Linked DNA regions of Homo sapiens: region 1 is linked to region 2. A link is an interaction called in ENCODE POLR2A ChIA-PET data of the cell type or tissue named here. Cell type or tissue: OCI-LY7. All regions are shown on one strand. Each heading gives the region's core, and the rest is flanking DNA. Links, peaks and the distances in the headings are about the cores only.

What was found. Peaks named below come from ENCODE experiments on the same cell type or tissue, not always from the same donor. Only the 100,000 strongest peaks of a DNase experiment are listed, where the experiment ranks them.
Region 1: POLR2A ChIA-PET joins it to region 2 with 9 read pairs; 1 of 35 experiments calls an interaction of 5 or more read pairs at or near these places.

Annotation. Positions count from the first base shown.
Region 1 is chr10:31,423,161-31,434,511 of GRCh38, forward strand. The region is part of intron 1 of ZEB1 (zinc finger E-box binding homeobox 1); the gene reads left to right. Among named protein-coding and RNA genes, the nearest start is that of ZEB1, 110 kb to the left of the region's middle. In OCI-LY7, for the core only: no CTCF peak of the experiment used is centred there; a DNase peak (open chromatin) is centred at 3,221; H3K4me3 peaks cover 1,040 bases; H3K27ac peaks cover 759 bases.
Region 2 is chr10:31,915,526-31,926,876 of GRCh38, forward strand. All of the region lies in intron 1 of ARHGAP12 (Rho GTPase activating protein 12), which reads right to left. LOC107984219 (a long non-coding RNA gene) reads left to right here and starts at 7,327. Exons shown (of 3, transcript XR_001747415.2): 1 at 7,327-11,351. In OCI-LY7, for the core only: no CTCF peak of the experiment used is centred there; a DNase peak (open chromatin) is centred at 5,686; H3K27ac peaks cover 497 bases.

The sequences.
Region 1 (11,351 bases), core at 1,367-9,366, 490 kb before region 2:
TATGGATACAATGCCTACATTTCAGAAATCTTCATGCAGCTCTTCTGGAATGTGGGCAAATTAGTCTCCCGGTTTTCTCTATGGTCAACCATTTTCTATTATACTCACCTTGTCAGAAGATATTTAATTTACCACAATTAACTAAAAGCTTTTGTTTAAAAAGTATGTCTTATGGAAAACAGAACAGAGGTGACTAATTTTTTGTGTGCAGTAAATGTTTTTAAGTAAGCATTTCTACAACCAGGTGAAGGAAATGATTAAGTAGAAATTGGGACTTGCATGTAATTTTTTAAAAGATTGTGAAACTTGTTAATATTATGCATGTATCCAACTTCTTTTCTATTTTCAAATTATTCCAGTAACAAAGGTTTATGCAATAGGTATACTCCCAAAAGGTTGTGTTACTATATAATGCAAATGCATGAGGATCAGTGTTTAAGCAATTAGTCAAAACCTCTAATTTACCTCTTCCCAAACATAATGTATTATCTCTTGAGTTATCTATAAGCGGCTAGTTGTAGGAAAAAATGAGAAAAGCTGGCTATATAGCAAGTTTGTTCATCCAGAAAACTTCAGGGTTTTTAGTTTGAAACCTTCATGAGAAATTTTTAAATAGTTAAAAGCAACTGTAATTGTAGCTACTTGTTATCAGTTGTTCTTCAGGCCTAGTTCTTAAAAGAGAAATTTTAGGAGTATGCTACTCTAATTTCAGCAGATAATCATTTAAGATGCTGTCATGATAGAAAACGACTCCAGAATAATAAGGATAGTTTATATGTTTCTTAGAGATTCTGTAATGATCAATTTTTAGAAAGTATACTTCATACAAAGCCAAATATTTGCTTTTGTTTTTTTGTTGTTGTTGTTTTTCTTTTGTTTGGTTGATTTCAGCCAACCCCATTTACCCCATTATACTCAATTTTAATTTAATTGTTTTGGAAAATGTTCTTCCATTTCATTACAACATTTTACGTTTTCTCTAATATGTGTTTACGTAAATTCACTTTGAAGAAATGCATTTATACCATCAGCTTTATGGAGTTATTGCAAACCAATGCCATCATCAGTGAGACTATAAATTTTTTTTTGCAGACTAGTCTTTTCATCATGACTTTGCATAACATTGTTCCAGCTAGATCAACAAATTGATTATTATATTTTACTATATCATGAATAATGCCCAGAGGCTTAGTAATATGAGTGAAACTTACTGGGGATGATATTTTATTTAAGCTGCTATATTTAAATGGTGCTGCAATTTAGGTATTCCATTGAATCTACATATAGTGCATACTTGACATAGTTAAGAAAAGGTTTTGTTACTTTTCTTATATTGAATATTTGAGTAATACACAGTTCTGTTGTACGTTAGGATTTGAGTCCCTTATGTACAAAAATATTTACTACCTTCTTTGTTTCATTTCAGAATGACCTTATTTAAAAGTGTATGAGGCTATTTATAATCAACTCTGTGGAAGTGATTAAAGAGGTGTGAATAATAGGTTATTGGAACTTGACAGCTCATAGTTTGCTAAACTAGTGTTAGAACATTTATGCTGCTCAGATGTACCTTATTTTCCTTAAGTGAGAATTTCTGTTTTGACATGTGGTTTGTTGATATAATATATTGCATAGGTTTTTCTCTTTTAAGTGGTTTACCAAATCTTGATATTTTATTGCCTTATTTTACATTTTCAGCTTAATCAACATTTTATGCTTAATAAGAATAACCTTGGTACAGGCTATAAACAAAACAGTCAGTATAGACAGAGTACGGTCCTTAAGTGGAGCATCAGCCTTCCATTTCAAGCTATCCTATAAAATAAATACAATCAAATTTTTTTTAAATGGGAAAAAAACTCTTTTCTTACAGAAAATTTGAAAACATTTGGTAGGTTAACATTCAGCAGTTGTTACTCTGGGAGGAATGTTAGAACTCCTGAAGAAATTTGGGATAGCCAATATATCCATAAAAAGAAGAGGTGTGTATTTGGTATTTCATTAAATCTTTACTAATTTTAAATACAAAGACCAGAAAACCACGAATTTGAATCAATTGAATTTGAGTTAGACAGCCTTTTTATTTGAGAATAAAAAGAAATCTAGGAAAGCATTTTTAAAATTTTGAAACCATTACTTAATGAGTTTCCACTGTTCTCATGGATTCAGAGCATTGTCATTTGGTAGTACTCTCAAGTATTCTCAAGATTTACTAAAATGCATTTTAATAATCGCAATTCAGTTTTCCCTAACCAGCCAGGAGGTAATGTTTCTAAAAAGAACGTGGTTGGGAAAACTGTGGCAGAGAAAATCAGGCCTCATAGACAACAAAGGTTAGAGAAATAAAAGTAAAAATTACTGTGTATATATTCTACAATAAACCTGAGAAATTCTTTATAAAAAAATCCAAAATTAACCACATTTCTCAACATGAAAAACTTCCTAGACTAATTCATCACTGGACCCATTTACTCAGTTGTGATTTTAGCATTAGTCACCCACAAATTTTGAATTATGTAAATTACACCCATTTTAAAGTTTTTGAACTATCTGGCTTGAAACCTAATTTTTCTCTTGATTTCCTCTTGTCTTATTTTTCAAGTCTGAGAAATTATTGTGCAGCAGTCTATATTTTGGTGGAACTTAAGGGTATATTTTTCTAGACCTGACTTCATTTATTAAAAAGTTGGAGTACAAGTGTTTATGAAAGGATGGTATAATTGTTTGAAAGTATCAGTTGTATATGCATACATATAAATAGCCCAAATGTTTTATAAAAATGAAGTGTGATGATATATTCAAAGAACGCTGCAATAATTTATTTTTGGAGTACCATGGTACTTTGGAGAGAACTCTAGAGACCTGTTTTTAATCCTTTTCTTCTAATTACTCTCTGTGTGAATTTGAATAGTTTGCTTAGCTTTACTAAGCTTCCTATATCTTTTCCTTAAAAAGTGATGATAATACCAACTCTACCAATGTTACAGTATGTTGTTCTGAGGATGTTCTGGTTAAAGTGCTTTGTAACTTGTGAATTGCAAGGGAATTGTAAGATTTGCCAATGTTGCACTTGTTGCCAATCTGAAGATTCAAGCTATAAGTTGAATACAAAGTATGTGACCTAGAGAAAACATTACTCTGCCCCCTACCCTCATCCCACCCCCATGACTCAGGTTGACAGCTATTCTTAGTTAAGAGATACTTGGGGAAAAGAGGACAGTTTAGAGAACTTCCTGTAGGTATTCATTGACTCGTAGTTCCTTTTGGCCTTCTCAGACACTTTTCTTAAAAGACAGTTTTATATCGGTAACCTCACTCTAAAGTCTGTAGAATAATAGCACATTCTGATTATAGAGTCAGTCTAACTTTATAACGCTAGAGTAGTACAGAGAACTCTCATGTTGTTTAGGTTTTCCAACTGGGGACATCCTGTGATCTGACTGTTCCTAGTGCACAAGCTAATCCCACCCATATCCTGTTTGTGAGTAATTGGATGGATGCCTGGAAAATCTAGTGCCAGATTGTATAGTGCCTTTACAACAGAAATCTCTAGTTTGAATTGATTTACCCTCTACCTAAACAAACACCTCTCATAGGTGAGCCTCTACTCTAAAAAGGCAAGATTATATAACATAGATCCCTAGTTCTTGTTTCCATAGTCATGCTTTGGATGGTACTCCCATTGATCTGGATCAGAGACATATGTAAAATACAATTTCAGGGTGTTGTTTTTCTGTATAACTGAAGCAGTAGATTTTGAATTGTATACCTCTTCCCATGAATATAGAAGACAGCTTTGTAGGAAAAAATTTCTTCTTAAATCATCTTTTTTATCTAAATTATTAAGAATAGGAAAATACCATTTGCATCATTGTAGTCTCTCTTACTTCTTGGGTTCTCTTTACAAGATATCAAAATATGTTTAAAAAAAAAACCCGGATGCATATAGGTGTGTGCAAGCTTGTCGTAATTCAAAAAAAAAATCCATTGTTAAATTTCAAAGACGTGTAATAGTGCTAGCATTTACTACAGCATTGTGATAAAGGGCACAAGCTCTAGAGTCAGTATCCTGGATATAAATGCTAAATCCACCACTTACTGAAGAATTCTACCAGGCATGGCAAAAATAAAACCTTTCTTCTAATTGCCATATTCTTAGCCATAATTTGTGAATTATTCAAAATTAATAATTTGTTTTGGAACCCCAACTCAGTAGGTATAAGCCGAAAAAGGGAAGGACTGAAAAGTATGAAAAGTGATAGCTTCAGTGAGCCCTGGTTGATACCAGGGCTCAAATTATATTATGACTCACTCTCTTTCTCTCCCCCCACCTCCCTTGTATTTCTTCCTCCCTTTCCTCTGTCTGAGACATAGGGCTTGAACTGATTGCTTTAAAAGGCAATGAATCTTGGCCAGGCGCGGTGGCTCAACGCCTGTAATCCCAGCACTTTGGGAGGCCAAGGCGGGTGGATCACGAGGTCAGGAGATCCAGACCATCCTGGCTAACATGGTGAAACCCCATCTCTACTAAAAATACAAACAAAAAAAATTAGCCGGGCGTGGTGGCGGGCGCCTGTAGTCCCAGCTACTCGAGAGGCTGAGGCAGGAGAATGGCATGAACCCAGGAGGTGGAGCTTGCAGTGAGCCGAGATTGCGCCACTGCACTCCAGCCTGGGCAACTGAGCAAGACTCCATCTCAAAAAAAAAAAAAAGGCAATGAATCTCTAATGGTTGATTGTATTTCTGTGGGGTCAGTGGTAATATCCCCCTTGTTGTTGTTTCTGATTGTGTTTATTTGAATTTTTGGTCTTTGTCTAGCTAGCAGTCTGTTTCATTAATTTTTTTCAAAAAAACTAGCTCCTGGATTCGTTGATCTTTTGAATGTTTTTTCTTGTCTCTGTCTCCTTCAGTTCAGCTCTGATTTTGGTTATTTCTTGTCTTTTGCTAGCTTTGGGATTTGTGTGCTCTTGATTATCTAGTTATTTTAGTTGTGATGTCAGGTTGTTAACTCGAGATCTATCTTTTCGATGTGGGCATTTGGTGCTATAAATCTCCCTCTTAACACTGCCTTAGCTGTGTCCCAGAGATTCTGGTACATTGTCTCTTTGTTCCCATTAGTTTTAAAGAACTTTTTTATTATGTCCTTAATTTCATTATTTACCCAAAAGTCATTCAGGAGTAGGTTATTCAGTTTCCATGTAATTGTATGAGTGAGTGAATTTCTTAGTCTTGATTTTGAATTTGATTGCACTGTGGTCCAAGAGACTGTTAAGATTTCAGTTCTTTTACAGTTGCTGAGGAGGGTTTTACTTCCAATTATGTGAGCAGTTTTAGAGAGAAAGTGCCATGTGGCAATGAAAAGAATGTACATTCTGTTGTTTTTGGGTGGAGAGTTCTGTAAATATCTATCAGGTCCATTTGATCCAGTGCTGAGTTCAGGTCCTGAATATCTTTGTTAATTTTCTGTCTCAGTGATCTCATATTGTGAGTAGAGTGTTAAGTTTCCCACTATTACTGTATGAGAGTCTCAGTCTCTTTGAAGGTCTCTTAAGAAGTTACTTTATGAATCTGGGTGCTCCTGTGTTGGGCACATACATATTTAGGATAGTTTGATCTTGTTGAATGTAAACCTTTACCATTGTATAATGCCCTTCTTTGCCTTTTTTAAAATCTTTGTTTGGTTTAAAGTCTGTTTTGTCAGAAACTAGAATTGCAACCCCTGCTTTTTGTTTTGTTTTGTTTTCCGTTAGCTTGGTAGATTTTCCTCATTCCCTTTATTTTGAGCCTATGTGTGTCACTGCATGTGAGATGGATCTCTTGAATACAGCATACCATTGGATCTTGGTTTTTTATCCAGTTTGCCATCCTGTGTCTTTTAATTGGGGCATTGAGCCCATTTACATTTAAGGTTAATAGTGATATGTGTGGATTTGATGCTGTCATAATGATGTTAGCTAGTTACTTTGCAGACTTGTTTATGTGGTTGACTTTATAGTGCCACTGGTCTGTGTACTTCAGTATGGTTTTGTAGGATCTGGTAACGGTCTTTCCTTTCCCTATTTAATGTTTCCTTTAGGAGCTCTTGTAAGGCAGATGTGGTGGTAACAAATTCAGCATTTGCTTGTCTGAAAAGGATCTTGTTTTTCCTTCACTTATGAAGCTTAGTTTGGCTAACTATGAAATTCTGGGTTAGAATTTATTTAAGAATGTTGAATATTGACTCCCAATCTCTTCTGGCTTGTAGGGTTTCGGAGGCCATTATCCTTAGCAAACTAACACAGGCATACTGCATGTTCTCACATGTTAAGTAGGAACTAAATGATGAGAACACATGGGCACACAGAGGGGAACAACAGACACTGGGGCTTACCAGTGGTGGAGGGTGGAAGGAGAGGATCAGAAGAAATAACTAATGGGTACTGGGCCTAATACCTGTGTGATGAAATAATCTGCACAACAAACCCTCATGACACAAGTTTAACTATGTAACAAACCTGCACTTGTACCCCTGAATTTAAAAGTTAAAAAAAAAAAAAAGCCAGTGAATCTGTTGTGAATACTTACAGGCAGAACTTTTTTTTTTTTTTTTTTTTTTTTTTTGAGACGAAGTCTCACTCTTGTCCCCCAGGCTGGAGTGCAATGGCATAATCTCGGCTCACTGTAACCTCCACCTCCTGGGTTCAAGCGATTCTCCTGCCTCAGCCTCCTGAGTAGCTGGGATTACAGCCTGCCACCATGCCTGGCTAATTTTTGTATTTCTAGCAGAGACAGGGTTTCACCATGTTGGACAGGCTGGTCTCGAACTCCTGACGTCAGGTGATCCACCCGCCTTGGCCTCCCAAAGTGCTGAGATTACAGGCGTGAGCCACCACGCCCAGCCATAGGCAGAACTTTTACTTGAGGGAAGGATTGATATAAGATTCTGACATTCTGTTTTTTATGTTCTTTGTATATAATTGCATATGATTTTGAAATATAAATCTTTTGAATTTCTTATTAAACTTGTAAATGATGTTTGTAATCGTAGGCAATTTAAGATTTCGTACTAGTTAAGGTATAGACTGTTAGAATGAATTCAGGGTAAACTGTGTGTGTTTGTGTACTGGGGAAACTGTGTAGTGGTAGCTTATAGGGTCATCTGTTAATTAGTTACTGAGATAGGCAGTTTATATAAATTGCTCATTCAGTCCTTAAAAAATCTTATAAGTAGTTATTATTCTCCCATTATATGTGAGGAAAATACAAGAAACTGCTTCCTTTTGCAAACCAAACACTGCCTTTAAACTTAGCATCTTAGACTGCCACTACCTGCAGACATGACTAGAACTTATTAAATATTGTCTTTTTTCAGTTTAATAGTTACTTAGTAATATGGCCTTTATCTAAATTTCCTAATTTTGCCATGTTAAAATGTAATCCTATTTGAACTATGAACTTTGAATTTACTTTAATAAAAATAATTTCTACCACTGCTAATACAATGTAAAATTTTTAAGCTTAGCTTAAGATTAATGTTACTTTGGAAATAAATTGCTACACATTTACACACATAATTTATATAGGAAATAAATCAGTCTATGGAAATATATTTAGATTATAAGCCTTTTTAGCTACAGAAACAAAATTGTTTAGAATGAACTTACATAGCAAGACAAAATTGAAAACAGAGGCTTTAGAAGCTAGTGTAATATAAAGTTTACAATTTACAAAAATTACTTCATTTAAATAGCAGTTATTTTTACTTACTTTCATTGAAGAAATAAAATCCTATGATTCAACTTACAGTATACAGTCTTTTTGCATGGAGGGATGATTTTGTAAGGCCCAAATCAGTACTGCTTAAATCAGTACAAAGAGTGTATTTGTTTTATGGATCATGTTTCTGGTTTTTTCACCCAGAATAAAACTTTAAAAGGAAAAATTTTCTTCTGTTTCCAAAAGGAACTATTGGGGTATGTGGAGGGGTTGATCCACAACCCTAAACTGGCAGAGAGCTTGGGTGTATATATAAGCAGCTAATCTCTCACCTAGTTCCAGGTACATATCTTTGTTGTTGACCAGAAAAGTGCCTGACCAGAAGTCCACATACCTCTCCTGTTATTTTCCTTCCTATAAATGTGGCCTTGCCTGCCAGGGAGCATTGCCTTAAACTAAACTGGAAATAAGAAGCAGCATTCATTATACTATACACTTGATCTTAGCCAAAAGGCCAAGAAGCAATCATTCATTATACTATAAATCTCTATTGTATGAGGAGTAATAGAGGGCAGATATATCACTACAGGACATGCCTAGTATTTTTACATCCCAGAGTATGTTGCAGGGATCCTAGTATGTAAAAATCTCAGAAGCATAAACAAAATTTATTTTAAATTTTAGTTTTAATAAGCTTTTTTAAACTCCGCATCCTACTTTTAGTGGGATATAAGGGTTATTAAATCACACTTCAAAAAGTTAGAAACCCTACAAAGGCCATACAGAAAATAAAATCCTCTGAACCTAGGTGCTACTAATTCACTCAAGATAAATTTAATCATTTTATTATTTATGGATATAATCTAATGGAATAATTTTAATACTTTAATGAAAACATTACTTTCAATCAGATGTACAGAACTCACAGGAAAACTTGAAAATTCTTAATTATAACTGTAAGACCTACGTAGTATAACTAACAGATAAAAGGATTGTCTTTAAATCTTTATGAAAACGTGAAATGAAGCAACATAAACATTAATTCATTGACAAAACAGTTTATTTTAAACACGTAAGAACAGAAAAGGTGGAGACTTGGTGGTTGTAAATTTGGACAGGAATATATTGAAATATCATGTGTATGTGGATACAGATATCAGTATTCTGGTTACTGCCCTCAAAAAGCATATGTTCTTTTTAAGGAGTTAACAAAGATATGATAAAATACTGAAAGAATAATACCAGTGATACTTAGTAAGTGCTAATAACTACCTTCAGAATATAGTATAGACCAACACTGTCCGGTAGAACTTTCTTGGATGAAAGAAATGTTCTCTATTTTATCTAATAGCCACTGGCTACCTGTGGTTATTTGAGCACTTGAAATGTATGCTGTATGAATGAGGAATTTAATTTTATATTTTATTTAGAAATTTAATTAACTAATTTAAGGATAGACATGGTGGCTCACACCTGTAATCCTAGCAGTTTGGGAGGCCAAGGCAGGTGGATTGCTTAAGCCCAGGAGTTTGAGACTAGCCTTGGCAATATGGCAAAACCCTGTCTCTACAGAAAATTTAAAAATTAGCCAGGTGTGGTACTGTGTGCCTGTGGTCCCAGCTACTCAGGAGGCTGAGGAAGGAGGATGTCTTGAGCCTGGAAGGTTGAGGCTGCAATGAGCTGTGATCATGCCACTGCACTCCAGCGTGAGCAACAGAGCGCAATACCCTGTCTCAATTTTTTTTTAATTCAGTGTGAATAGATACATTTGATTAGTGGCTAACCTTATTAAATTCTACAATTCTCAAAAGATGCTTGTCTCAGGAACCCTTCATTTAAAAGTGATTTACGGCCCCAGAGTGCTTTTGACTATGTGGGTTATATTTACTGATATTTACAGCATTAAAAATAGAAAAATTTTAAATATTTATTCATTCTTAAAGTTACTACATGTTAACATAAAATATCTTTGAGGAAAAGCTATTTTTAAAAAAGAGTGGCATTGTTTTACATGTTTACAAATCTCTTTAATGTGTGGGTTAATAGAAGGCAGTTGAATTCTCATATCTGCTTCTATATTCTAGCTGTTGCAATGTGTTGAACTGTATTAAAACCTAACCTCACATAGATAGTTAGTTGGAATTAGCCTTTTTAGATAATTGTGGATATTCTTTGATTACCAAAACTCACCAAGTAGCAGTTTCTTAAAGTTTAGTTGTGATGTAAAATATAAAACCATATCAATGAATTTTATAGTTACATTAAAAAATCACTGCTCTCTTGAACTTTGAGTGGGCCTTTTACCCACTTACTAATTTGCAACATCATGCATTAGTTATTTGGAAGATATTGGTTCACTGAATTGTCCAGATCTTCCAAATGTTGACACATTCCATTTTACCCAATCAAAAAATCACTAATAGCAGCACCAATCTCTTCAGAAGGGTCTTCAAAATTAGGAAATTGCAAAATTCAACTCAGCTGCAGTTAACATGTTTTCCAAAATTCTCATTTACATCTGAAAGCTCAAATTTTATTGGCAACAAATTTGGCCAATTTGTCTTCCTTTAAATGACAGGCTTATTTGGCTTATTTTTGAGAAAATATCTGCCAAATACTCAAACCTGAATAACCATTGTTTGTCAGTTGGTTATTCTTTCAAGTTAAATAGATGTACCATGAAAAAAGCAGCTACTTCGGTAGCAACTTAATTCCAGGAGTGATTTTCCATAAGACATCTGTTATACTTTGATGTCCAGCAGAAGTGTTTTGTGTATACATCCCATTTTGTTGTACAGAACACTAAAAAGACATACACTACAGGGTCAAAACTTATTAAAGTAATTTTTACTACTTCATCAAGGATGTACTTAAGTGAAACTGGCAAATTTTTTAACTGGAAATGAGTGGCAGTGAGGGCTACAAGGATATAGTTTGCTGCTGCTGCCTTGGTAAGTGCTAAGATGCCAACAGTTTGACCTACCATTGTCTTTGTATCATCAGTGCAAATGCCAAAGAAGTGAAAAGGGCAAGTACTGCCTTAGTATTATTATAAAAATGGTTTTGACCTTGCTGAAAAGACAATAATGGAGGAAAGAAATTGCTTTTAGTTCAAATAAGTTAAAGAAGACTCCATGATAAAGATCAATGTAATATGCATGCCCTACTTTATTTTTCTTTACCTGCTTTTTTCTATAAAAATAAAAGTAGGAAAGCAATTAGCATGTTAAAAATTATTTAACCATGTTACTTTTAAAATCATTCTTTGATTCAGCAATTATTTATTAACTATTTTGCATAAGTTATTTTTGTTGTTGATAAGTGGGCAATATGTAATGTTTAGAATAATGATCATGCCAATAAAGCATCTGTGCCCCCACTATAAAGCACTGCTATGTGCTGGGCACTGTGTTTATGTGCTTTTAAATGCATTCACGGAATCTTCATGGTAACCTTAGGAGGTAGGTTTTATAGAAAGTTAACTGGAATTAGTGCCAGCTCACAATTTTTATATAACTAGATAAATTACTTAACTTATTTGGATTTCAGTTTTCTCAAGTATAAAATACGAAGCTGAGACATATCTTCAGATGCTTAACCAGGCTTAAAATTCATTAAATAAACATATATTTCACAGCAGGATAACCCTTTATTGA
Region 2 (11,351 bases), core at 1,069-9,068:
AGCAAGGTGACTACAGTAAATGACAATATACTGTATTCTTGAAAACTGTAAAGAGAGTGGATGTGTGCTCTCACCACTAAAATGATAACTATGTGAGGTAATGCATTTGTAAATTAGCTAAATTTAGCCATTCCACTACGTATATATACTTCAAAAACTATATTGTACATAATAAAAAACATACAGTGTTATCAATTTTTTAAAAATGTGCTGAGAATGTGGAAATGGAATCATGAAATAATTTACGTTTAAAAAAATGAAACAAACTTCACAGAAAGGACAAAAATCAGATAAATTCTCTGAAAAAAATAATTAAAATGATTATGGGGTAGCACTAAAACTTTAGATCTAGGTAACAGTATCTACAAATGTGTGAATAATTAATGCTATTTTTACTTAAAAACATAAGCTGTATTAAAACAAACGTTTACAGTTTTAATTTTGGGTTGTTTCTTCCTCTGTTCCCCAGACCTGTAGATTCTGTTCTTAAGAGAAAGTTGAACGCTGTTTATCCTGTTTCTATAAAGTATTTTGGTTAAAAGTTTGCTCAATCAAATACAACGCTGTCCAAGCACAATACTCCTGGAACTGAAATGTATTCTATACTATACCCATCACCACACGCCTCCATCCATATTCATCCCAAACACTTACAACTACTAAGTACCCAACTCCCAGTATATACAAGGTCTGCATACCTACTGCCTGCTACACCCCGATGCTGCTCTTAGCAGTCTCAAAAACGCCCATACAAGCTTTTCATGCCTCTTACCAGTCTTCTTCCTCCTCCCTTTTTCCACGTTTCAACAACCACCACCCCCGACACACACGCCTGCTTATATATTTTACTTCTCTGCCCCCAAGTCAGATTCAAATTTCCTATCACGCTATTTTTTAATCTAAAAGCCTCCTCCTTTCTATCTGCCAATTTTTAAAATTTTCTTCCCATTTAAACTACCAAGAAGCCTACCAAAACTTAAACAGTTCAGCAAATGTTGTCTTTCTCCCCCAGGACATCCGTTTTAACCAACCAATCTGTTTAAGAGGTATATCAAAAAAAGTAAACAGGTAAACAAAACGTTAAAGAAACATAATGTATCTTTTTTTTGGAGATGGAGTCTCCCTCTGTCACGCAGGCTGGAGTGCAGTGGCGCCATCTTGGCTCACTGCAATCTCTGCCACCCGGGTTCAAGCGATTCTCCTGCCTCAGCCTCCCAAGCAGCTGGGACTACAGGTGCCCGCCACCACATCTAGCTAATTTTTGTAGTTTTAGTACAGATGGGGTTTCACCATGTTGGCCAGGCTGGTCTGGAATTCCTGACCTTGTGATCCGCCCGCCTTGGCCTCCCAAAGTGCTGGGATTACAGGTGTGAGCCACCACGCCCAGCCGAAACATAATGTATCTTAATTAGTGAGCTTACAATTTAAGTCCAATCCAGATACGTATAACCTATTTAGCAATGCTAATATTGTGAACTATAAAATGTTAATATAGCTTCAAACATATAAAATATTAAGAAACTTTTCCAGTTTAAGCACTGAACTTCGCATCAAATCCTCCGAGTATTTTTTAAAGTACTTGTTTAAAATTAATAATCCCAGGCCGGGCGCGATGGCTCACACCTGTTAATCCCAGCACTTTGGGGGGCTGAGGCGGGCAGATCATGAGGTCAGGAAATCGAGACCATGCTGGTTAACACGGTGAAACCTCGTCTCTACTAAAAATATAAAAATTAGCCAGGCGTGGTAGCACGTGCCTGTAATCCCAGCTACTCGGGAGACTGAGGCAGGAGAATATCTTGAACAGGAGGCAGAGGTTGCAGTGAGCCAAGATCGCACCACTGCACTCCAGCACTCCAACAGAGCAAGACTTAGTCTCAAAAAAATAAAAAAGAAAAGAAATCATTACCCTAGTCTTTATAAAAGTTCAATGAAACTTTCGATCTCCTAACAACTTATTCTAGAAGAAAAACATTCACTTCACAACACTACTGGCTACCCAGGTATCTTCTCCTCCCCAACCCATTCAGGTATTCTGAAACTATACACATTACTCTCTTAAAGAAAATCTTCTAAATATCACTTACATTCAATTACTTGCATGTGTTTACCAATCCCCCATGTTTTAAAAAGATATAATCCACAAAACAAAGGCAAATACATCTGTTAGTGCAGCAATTATTTAAGTCTGGCCACTGCAAAGTTCTAGTGTCAGACATCAGTAACTCACCCAAAAAAAGGAGAAAACACTCTATAATGTTTAAATTATGCCAGTTTACTTCAAATAAACATTGGGATATCAAGAGTCATGGTGGGCAAAGAACCTGACAGACATTTTTCAAAAGAAGATACAGACGGTTCCCAACTTGCAATGGTTCCAGTTACAATTTCCTGACTTTATGGTGGGTTTATTGGAATATCAAATACCTTTTTTTTTTTTCTTTTGAGAGATGGGGGTCTCATTCTGTCACTTAGGCTGGAGTGCAGTGGTACCATCATAGCTCACTGCAGCCTTAAACTCCTGGGTTCAAGAAATCTTCCTGTCTCAGCCTCCTGAGTAGCTAGGACTACAGGTACGTACCACCACACCTAGCTAATTTTTAATCTTTTTAGAGATGAGGGTCTTGCTATGTTGCTCAGGCTAATTTAAATGCATTTTTGACTCACAACATTTTTGACTTATGATCAGTTTATGAGAACATAATACCATCATAAATTAAGGAGCATCTGTATATAAGCGGCCAGTAAGAACCTGCAAAGATGCTGAATATTACTGATCATTAGGGAAATCACACACACACACACACACACACACACACACACACACACACACACCAATGAGATACCACTTCACACCCAACAGGACGGCTATCATTTTTTTTAAATTAAAAAATAGACCAAGTACAGTGGCTCATATCTGTAATCCCAGTAATTTGGGAGGCCGAGGCAGGAGGATCACTTGAGCCCTGGAGTTCAAGACCAGCCTGAGTAACATAACGAGGCCCCGTCTCTACAAACAAAAATTTAAAAAATAGCCAAGGATTGGTGGCACATGCCTGTAGCCCTAGCTACGCAGTAGGCTGAAGTGAAAGAATCGCTCAAGCCTGGAAGTTGAGGCTGCAGTGGGCTGTGACTGTGCCACTGCATTCCAACCTCAGCAACAGAGTGAGACCCTGTCTCAAATAAATAAATATAACTAAATAAATAACAAATGTTTGTGAGGATGTGGAGAAACTAAAACTCTTGTGCACTGCTGGTGGAAATGTAAAGTGGTACAGCCACTAGGGAAAATGGTATGGTAGTTCCTCAAGGAAACTGAAAATACAATTACCACATTATCCAGCAATTCCACTTCTGGGTATACACCCACAAGAATTGAAAGCAGAAAGTCAAACAGATATTTGTATATCCATGTTCACAGCAGCATTAATCACAATAGTCAAAAAGTGGAAGCAAACTAAATATCCATCAATGGACGAATAAACAAAATGTGATACATACATAAAATATTATTCAGCCTTAAAAAGGAAGGAAATTCTGACAGTACAATGTGAATGAACTCTGAAGACTATTTATGCTTAGGGAAATCGCCAGTCACAAAGGGCAAACATTATATGATTTCATGTATATAAGGTACCTAGAGTAGTCAAATTCATAAAGACAGAAAGCAGAATGGTGGTTACCAAGGGATGGAGAAAGACAGCAACAGGAAGTTACTGCTTAATGGGTATGGAGTTTCAGTTTAGAAAGATGAAAAAGTTCTGGAGATGAAGGGTGGTGATGGCTGGACAACAAAGTTAATTTATTTGATGCCACAGAACTGTGCACTCAAAAATGGTTAAAACAGTAAATTTCATGTTATATATATTTCACTAAAGACACTGTAGTATACAATTTAAATCACCTTATACCCATCTACTCAAAAGCCACAAGTAACTAAAATCCTCATGAAGCTCTTACAAATCCTCTTTAAAAGTAGATATAGGGCCAGGCGCGGTGGCTCACGCCTGTAATCCCAGCACTTTGGGAGGCTGAGGTGGGCGGATCACAAGGTCAGGAGATCAAGACCATCCTGGCTCCCACGGTGAAACCGTCTCTACTAAAAATGCAAAAAAATTAGCTGGGCATGGTGGTGGGTACCTGTAGTCCCAGCTACTCAGGAGGCTGAGGCAGGAGAATGGTGTGAACCAGGGAGGTGGAGCTTCCAGTGAGCCGAGATCGCACCACTGCACCTCCAGCCTGGGCAACACAGCAAGACTCCATTTCAAAAAAAAAAACAAAACCAAAAAAAACAAAAAACAAGTAAATATTGGCCAGGCACGGTGGCTCACGCCAGTCATCCCAGCACTTTGGGAGGATGAGGTGGGTGGATCACGAGGTAGGAGTTCAAGAACAGCCTGACCAACATGGTGAAACCCCATCTCTACTAAAAATACAAAAATTAGCTGGCCATGGTGGCATGCCTGTAATCCCAGCTACTCAAGGCAGGAGAATCGCTTGAACCTGGGAGGCGGAGGTTGCAGTGAGCCGAGATCGCGCAACTGCACTCCAGCCTGGGTGACAGAGCAAGACTCTGTCTCAAAAAAAAAAAAAAGTAAATACTAAAAAGCAAACAAACATTCAAACTCTTAGAAAACTGAAAATTAGCCGGGCGCAGTGGCTCACACCTGTAATCCCAGCACTCTGGGAGGCAGAGGTGGGCGGATCACAAGGTCGGCAGTTCCAGACCAGCCTGACCAACATGGTGAAACCTCACTCTACTAAAAATACAGAAATTAGCCAGGCGTGGTGGTGGGTGCCTGTAATCCCAGCTACTAGGGAGGCTGAGGCAGGAGAATCGCTTGAACCCAGGAGGCAGAGGTTGCAGTGAGCCAAGACTGCACCACTGCACTCCAGCCTAGGCGACAGAGTGAGACTCCGTCTCAAAAAAAAAAAAAAAAAAAAAAGAAAACTGAAAAGTAGCACTTACGCAGCATACAAATGATGAACTATTACCAATCCCTCAGCACATTTTGTCATCTACTGGAAAAAAAAAATCCACGATTTGTAAGTTTTATTCAAATTGATTTTAACAAGAATAAAAATCAATAATGTAAACTAAAGCCCAAATTAGGTATCACTACACATCAACTACAATAAAGTTTTTGTTTTTGTTTTTGTTTTAAAAAAGACAATAACAGTGCTGGCAAGTATTCCAGAAACTAGAGTATTTACATAGTGTTAGTGAGAGTGCTAAATAGCACAGCCAGTTTAGTAGTTTCTTACAAACCTAAGTTCCTGTATACCACATTCTCGGCCATGGAACAAGCCTCAATAAACTGAAAAGAACTGAAATTATGCAAAGTATGTTCTCCAATCACAATAAAATTAAATTAGAAACTCTCAAAAAGTATCTTAAAAACCCCAAAATTGTTTTTGGAATCTAAGCAACACACTTCTAAATGAGTCAGGAGTCAAAAGACAAAATCAGGCTGGACAAGGTGGCTCACGCGTGTAATCCCAGCTCTTTGGGAGTCGGAGGTGGGAGGATCACTTGAGGCCAAGAGTTCAAGACCAGCCTGGTGAGTTTTGAACTCCTGGTGAGACCCCGTCTCTACAAAAACTAAAAAAACTAGCCGGGCATGGTGATATGCACCTGTAGTCCCAGCTACTAAGGGAGGCTGAGGTAAGAGGATTACAGGAGCCCAGGAAGTCAAGGCTGCAGTTTGTGACACTGCACTTCAGCCTTGGTGAGAGTGAAACAACGTCTCAAAAAAAGAAAAAAGAAACCAAACAGGAAATGTGTACTGAATGAAAATGAAAACATGTAATTTCAAAATTTGTGGGATACAGCTGAAGTAGTGCTCAGACAAAACTTACAGCACTAAATGCCAGAAAAAACACAAAGTCTCACATCAATGACATAAGCTTCCACTCTAAGAAGGTAAAGAGGAGCAAATTAAATCCAAAGTTTGTAGAGGTCGGGCGCGGTAGCTCATGCCTGTAATCCCAGCACTTTGGGAGGCAGAGTCGGGCGGATAATGAGGTCAGGAGTTCGATACCAGCCTGACCAACATGGTGAAACCCCGTCTCTACCAAAAATACAAAAATGAGCTGGGCATGGTGGTGCATGCCTGTAATCCCAGCTACTGGGGAGGCTGAGGCAGGAGAATGGCTTGAACCCTGGGGACAGAGGTTGCAGTGAGCCGAGATTGTGCCACTGCATTCCAGCCTGGGTGACAGAGCAAGGCTCCATCTCAAAAAAAAAAAAAAAAAAAAAAAAAAAGTTTGTAGAAGAAAAGATATGAAAAAGATGAGAGCAGAAAGCAATAAAAAGAAAACAGAAAAATGTTAGAGAAAAATCAATGAAACCAGAGCCTGGTTCTTTAAGAGCAGTAAAACTGTCCAGGTGCAATGGCTCACACCTATAATCCCAGCACTTTGGGAAGCCAAGGCAGGCAGATCATCTGAGCTTAGAAGTTCAATGCCACCCTGGGCAACGTGGTGAAACCCCATATCTACCAAAAATACAAAAAATTAGCCGGGTGTGGTTGGCATGTGCCTGTGGTCCCAGCTACTCAGGAGGCTGAGGCTTGTGTCCAGGAGGCAAAGGCTGCAGCGAGCTGAGATCATGCCATTGCACTCCAGCCTGGGAGACAGAGCAAGACCCTGCCTCAAAAAAAAAAAAAAAAAAAAAAAAAAAAAAAAAAAAAAGCACAGATCAGTAAAACTGACAATCCTCTAGCCAAACTAATGGGAACAAAAGAGAAAAGAAACAAATTATCAAAAAGGTAACCAGAGACATAACTACAGATCCTGAAGACATCAAAAGGAAAATAGAAAATATTATGAACAACTTTATGCCAACAAACTCAACAATCCACATGAAGTAGACAAATTTTTTTTTTTTTTTTAAGAGACAGGGTCTTGCTCTGTTGCCCAGGCTGGAGTGCAGAAGCATAATCATAGCTCACTGCAGCCTCTAATTCCTGGGCTCAAGCAATCCTCCTAGCCTCAGCCTCCTGAATAGCTGGGACTACAGGTGCATGCTACCATGCCCTTCTAACAAATTTCTTGAAAGATACAAATAACCAAAGCTTGCTAAAGAATAAACAGATAACCTGAATACTCCTATATCTATTAAATAAACAGAATTTGTCTTTAAAAGCTTCCCACAAAGAAAACTGGCCCAGGCGGCTTCACTGGTGAATTTTACCAAAAACGTAAAGAAGTTACTACCAATTCTACATAAATCTCTCAAAAAAAAGTTGAAGCAGAGAGAAAACATCCCAACTCCATTCCACCAAAACCAAAGACATTATAAAAAAGAAAAAAATCATAGGTTAGGCAAGGTAGCTCACACCTGTAATTCCAGTGTTTTAGGAAGTCGAGACAAGAGGATCACTTGAGGTCAGGAGTTCAAAACCAACCTGGACAACATAGCACGAACCCGTCTCTACAAAAAAAGTTTACAAAATTAGCTGGGCATGGTGCCACACACCTGTAGTCACGGCTACTTGGGAGGCTAAAGTGGGAAGCCTGTTTGAGCCTGGGAGTTCGCGACTGCAGTGAACTGTGAACATGCCACTGTACTGCAGCCTGGGGTGACAGAGCAAGACCCTAACAGGAAAAAAAAAAAAAAAAAAAACAGGCAAAATATTTAAACAGACTTGTCCAAAGATCTATAGATGGTAAATAGGCTCATGAAAATATGCCCAACATCTTTAGCCATCAGGAAAATGCAAATTAAAACCAAAAAGAAAGAAATGTCACCACACATCTCACAGAATGGCTAAGTCAGGTCATACCAGTGTTTTTGAGAATGCAGGGCCAGTGGAACTCACACACAAAGCTGGTGAGGATGTAAAACTGAACCAGCATTTGAAATAAGTTTGGCAGATGCTTAAAATGTTAAATATGCATCTACCACATGATTCAGGGATTTTCCTCTTAGGTATTTACCAACAAAAATTAAAGCATATGTAGACACAAAGACAGTAGTTTCATCTGTAACAAAGAGAAACTCGCAAGTCAATCAACAATTGAATAAACTAATTGTGGTATATCCACACAATGGAATATCACTCAGCAATAAAAAGGAACGAACTGTTGATACACACAGCAAACTGGGTGAATCTCAAAATAATTTTCTTGAGTGAAGAAAAATCCAGACCAGAATCCATAGTACACGAGTCCATCTGCATAAAATTCTAGAAAATTGATTTCCTAGAATCAAACTAATTGATAGTGACAGAAAGCAGAGCAATAGTTGCCAAGGGACATGGGGAATGAATCACATAGGAGCTCAAGGAAATTTTTGATGGGTGAAAGAAATGTTCATTATCTTGAAAATGGTAGTGGCTTCACAGGTATATACATATGTCAAAACTCTTCAAATTGTACACTTAAAAAATATGTGCAGCTTGTTATACAGCAATTATACCTCAAAACTGTATTTTTTTAAAAAAACTGTTAAAACCCTAATGATGCAAATTAAAACAACCAGGTATCACTACTCACCTACTGGATGGCTTTCAAAAACACAGAATGTTTTGTATGGTAAAGATACCAGCAACTGGAATTCTCTTCATTGCTGGTGGAAATGCAAAATGGTACAACCACTGCGGAAAATAATTTGGTAATTTCTAATAAAGTTAAACATACGCTTACTACATGATCCAGCAATCCCTCTTCTAGGTATTTACCCAAGAGAAATGAAAACATAAGTCCACACAAAGGCCTTACATGAACATTCATAATGGCCAGAAATTGAAAACTCAAAGGCCTATGAACTTGTGAATACAAACTGTGGTACAATCCATCTCTAAAATAGGAAACAGTACAAACCTCAAAAGATCCTTGTAAGAACGGAAAGAGAAAACACGAAAAAAAGCACTTAGATATAAAGCATGATAGATGGTATCACATTAATCACTGCTTACTCAAGGAAGCAAAAGCTGTAATAGAGAAATACAAATCATATAGTATGTAGCCTTCTGTGTCTGACATGTTTCACTTAGATTAATGCTTTTGAGATTCACTCATGTTGTCTCCATAGATCATTCTTTTTTATTGTTGAATGTTAGTTTATTTTATGTATGTACATTACACTTTAATAAAACTGAAATTTAAAAATATATATTATGTAGCAAAATATAGGAAATTTTCAGCCAACTTTAAAAGATGTCACTCTAACCTCATAACATATTCTGAATTCTGCTGTGGGGAAGGAAAAGAGCACAGAACTTGGAGTCAGAGGTCTAAATTTTAAATCTAGGCTTTACCATTTATCAGCTCTCAGGACCCTAGGCACCTTAACTTGCCTGTAAAACAAAGCAAACAATACAAACCTCAAAAGATGTTTGTGAGAAGAAAGAAAAAAAACTTTGTAACTTTCAGACGTCACAGAGTATCTACATTAATCAGTGCTTACTCAAGGAAGCAAAAGTTGTGAGAGTAGAAAAATAGTCACAAACGCACTGATAATTTATAAAACATCCTGTCTCTGTCTCTCGCTGTGTGACTCTGGACAAGTCATTTAACCTCTCTGGGCTTCAGTTTTTTCCATCTGCAAAGTGCAGCTTATTAGTAGTACATACTGCATACTGGGAGAATTAAGTAAATGTGTGTAAGGCACTTGAAATAGTGCATGGAGCATGGCAAGTGCTTTAAAAGTTTTAGGTCTTACTACAAAAAAACTATTATCATCATCCTACCAGACCCAATACTGGCCACCATCCTGCCCAAACAAGCTGTAGCAGTACAAGTGATTAATAATCTAGATCACTGGATTCTCAAACTTTTAGTGAGCAATGGAATAATCTGAAGAACTTTTCTAAAAATAAACTTCTTATTTTAAAAGAGTTTTAGATTTACATAATTACTGCAAAGATAGTCCACAGAGTTCCCATGTACTCTGGACCCAGTTATCCCTATTAACAACTTATGTTAGTATGGTACATTTGTCATATTCAATCAACCAACACTGACACATAACAATTTCCACACTTCATTCAGATTTCCTTAGTATTCTCCTAATGTCCTTTTTCTGTTCCAGGGTCCCATCCAGAATACCACATATACATTGTATAGCCATATCCCAGAGCGTTTTCAAACCACAGATTACAGGCTCTAGCCCTAGATATTCTAACAACAACCGGTATGAGGTGGGGCCCTAAAATTTACATTCTCAAGGATTGCTGATGAGGCCAATCTGAAAATACACTAAGAGTAACATTGGTCTACACTTTTAGACTCCAAAACTGTTGTTCGATACAGCAGTCACTAGTCAAATGTGCCTAATGCAAATTGAGAAATGCTCTAAGTGTAAAACACACTTGATATTTCAAAAAACCTGGTCCAATGTAAAGAACATAAAATATCTCATTAATAATTTTCCTATTACATGTTAAAATGATATTGTGAATATACTAAGTAAAATATATTCATTTATTTCACTTTTTTTCCACGTGCTTACTTTTTATAATGTGAATACTAGAAACTTTAAGCACAAGTAATTTATATAGGCATTACATTTCTATTGGACAGCAGTGGTCTGTGGTCTGGCAGAACAGCATCCATATGACCAAGTGGATATTAGAAGTGCAGGTGATTCCTATGCACGTTAAAATTTGAGAAGCACTAGATTATCAACAGGGGAAGGAGGCTTAGAGACTACACCATTTGGCAGTTCAGTTCAATTAAAGAGCTAATCAATTACAAAACGAAACTGCAGAATATTCATTAAGTCCATGAAGTCAATGAAAGTAATAGGGAAATGGCTGAATCACAGCAAAGCCATATACCAATGAGCCGGGGCCAGCTAACTGAAGAAAAAAAAAAAAAACCACAAGGATAGTGGCCCAATAGGTTCCTCAAAAGAGGTAATCTGAAAAGCCCGATTTGAAGTACAGTGATGCTATGTCGTACTACGACACCTTTCACATCTGATTCATACTACAAAATAGTGCATATTTGCAATTCTAGCCAAAATTGTTAAATACAGGACAAAAGTTTAATTTCACTTTTCTCTCCCATGATTTATTGTAAAACTGTGATGCCCATTTTCTCAGGTAAGTAAAATATTAGTACTACTGTTTAATGGTTAAACAGATCACCACTATTTAGTTTTTACTCCATTTAAAAATTTTAATCACCCGTATTATTTTCAGTAATATCACTTACGTAGAGTACTTAAAAATTTGTAAAGTTCACTTTCTATCAGCCTACTAAAAAACCACTGAGCAGATTCTTTCTAATTAAAGAAAAGTCAAATGATTAACTACAAGTAACATGCTGTTTTTCTACAGCACTTAATCTATTTTCATTTGCACCTCGAAACAACTGGTATTAGCAAATATAAAACCGAAAGA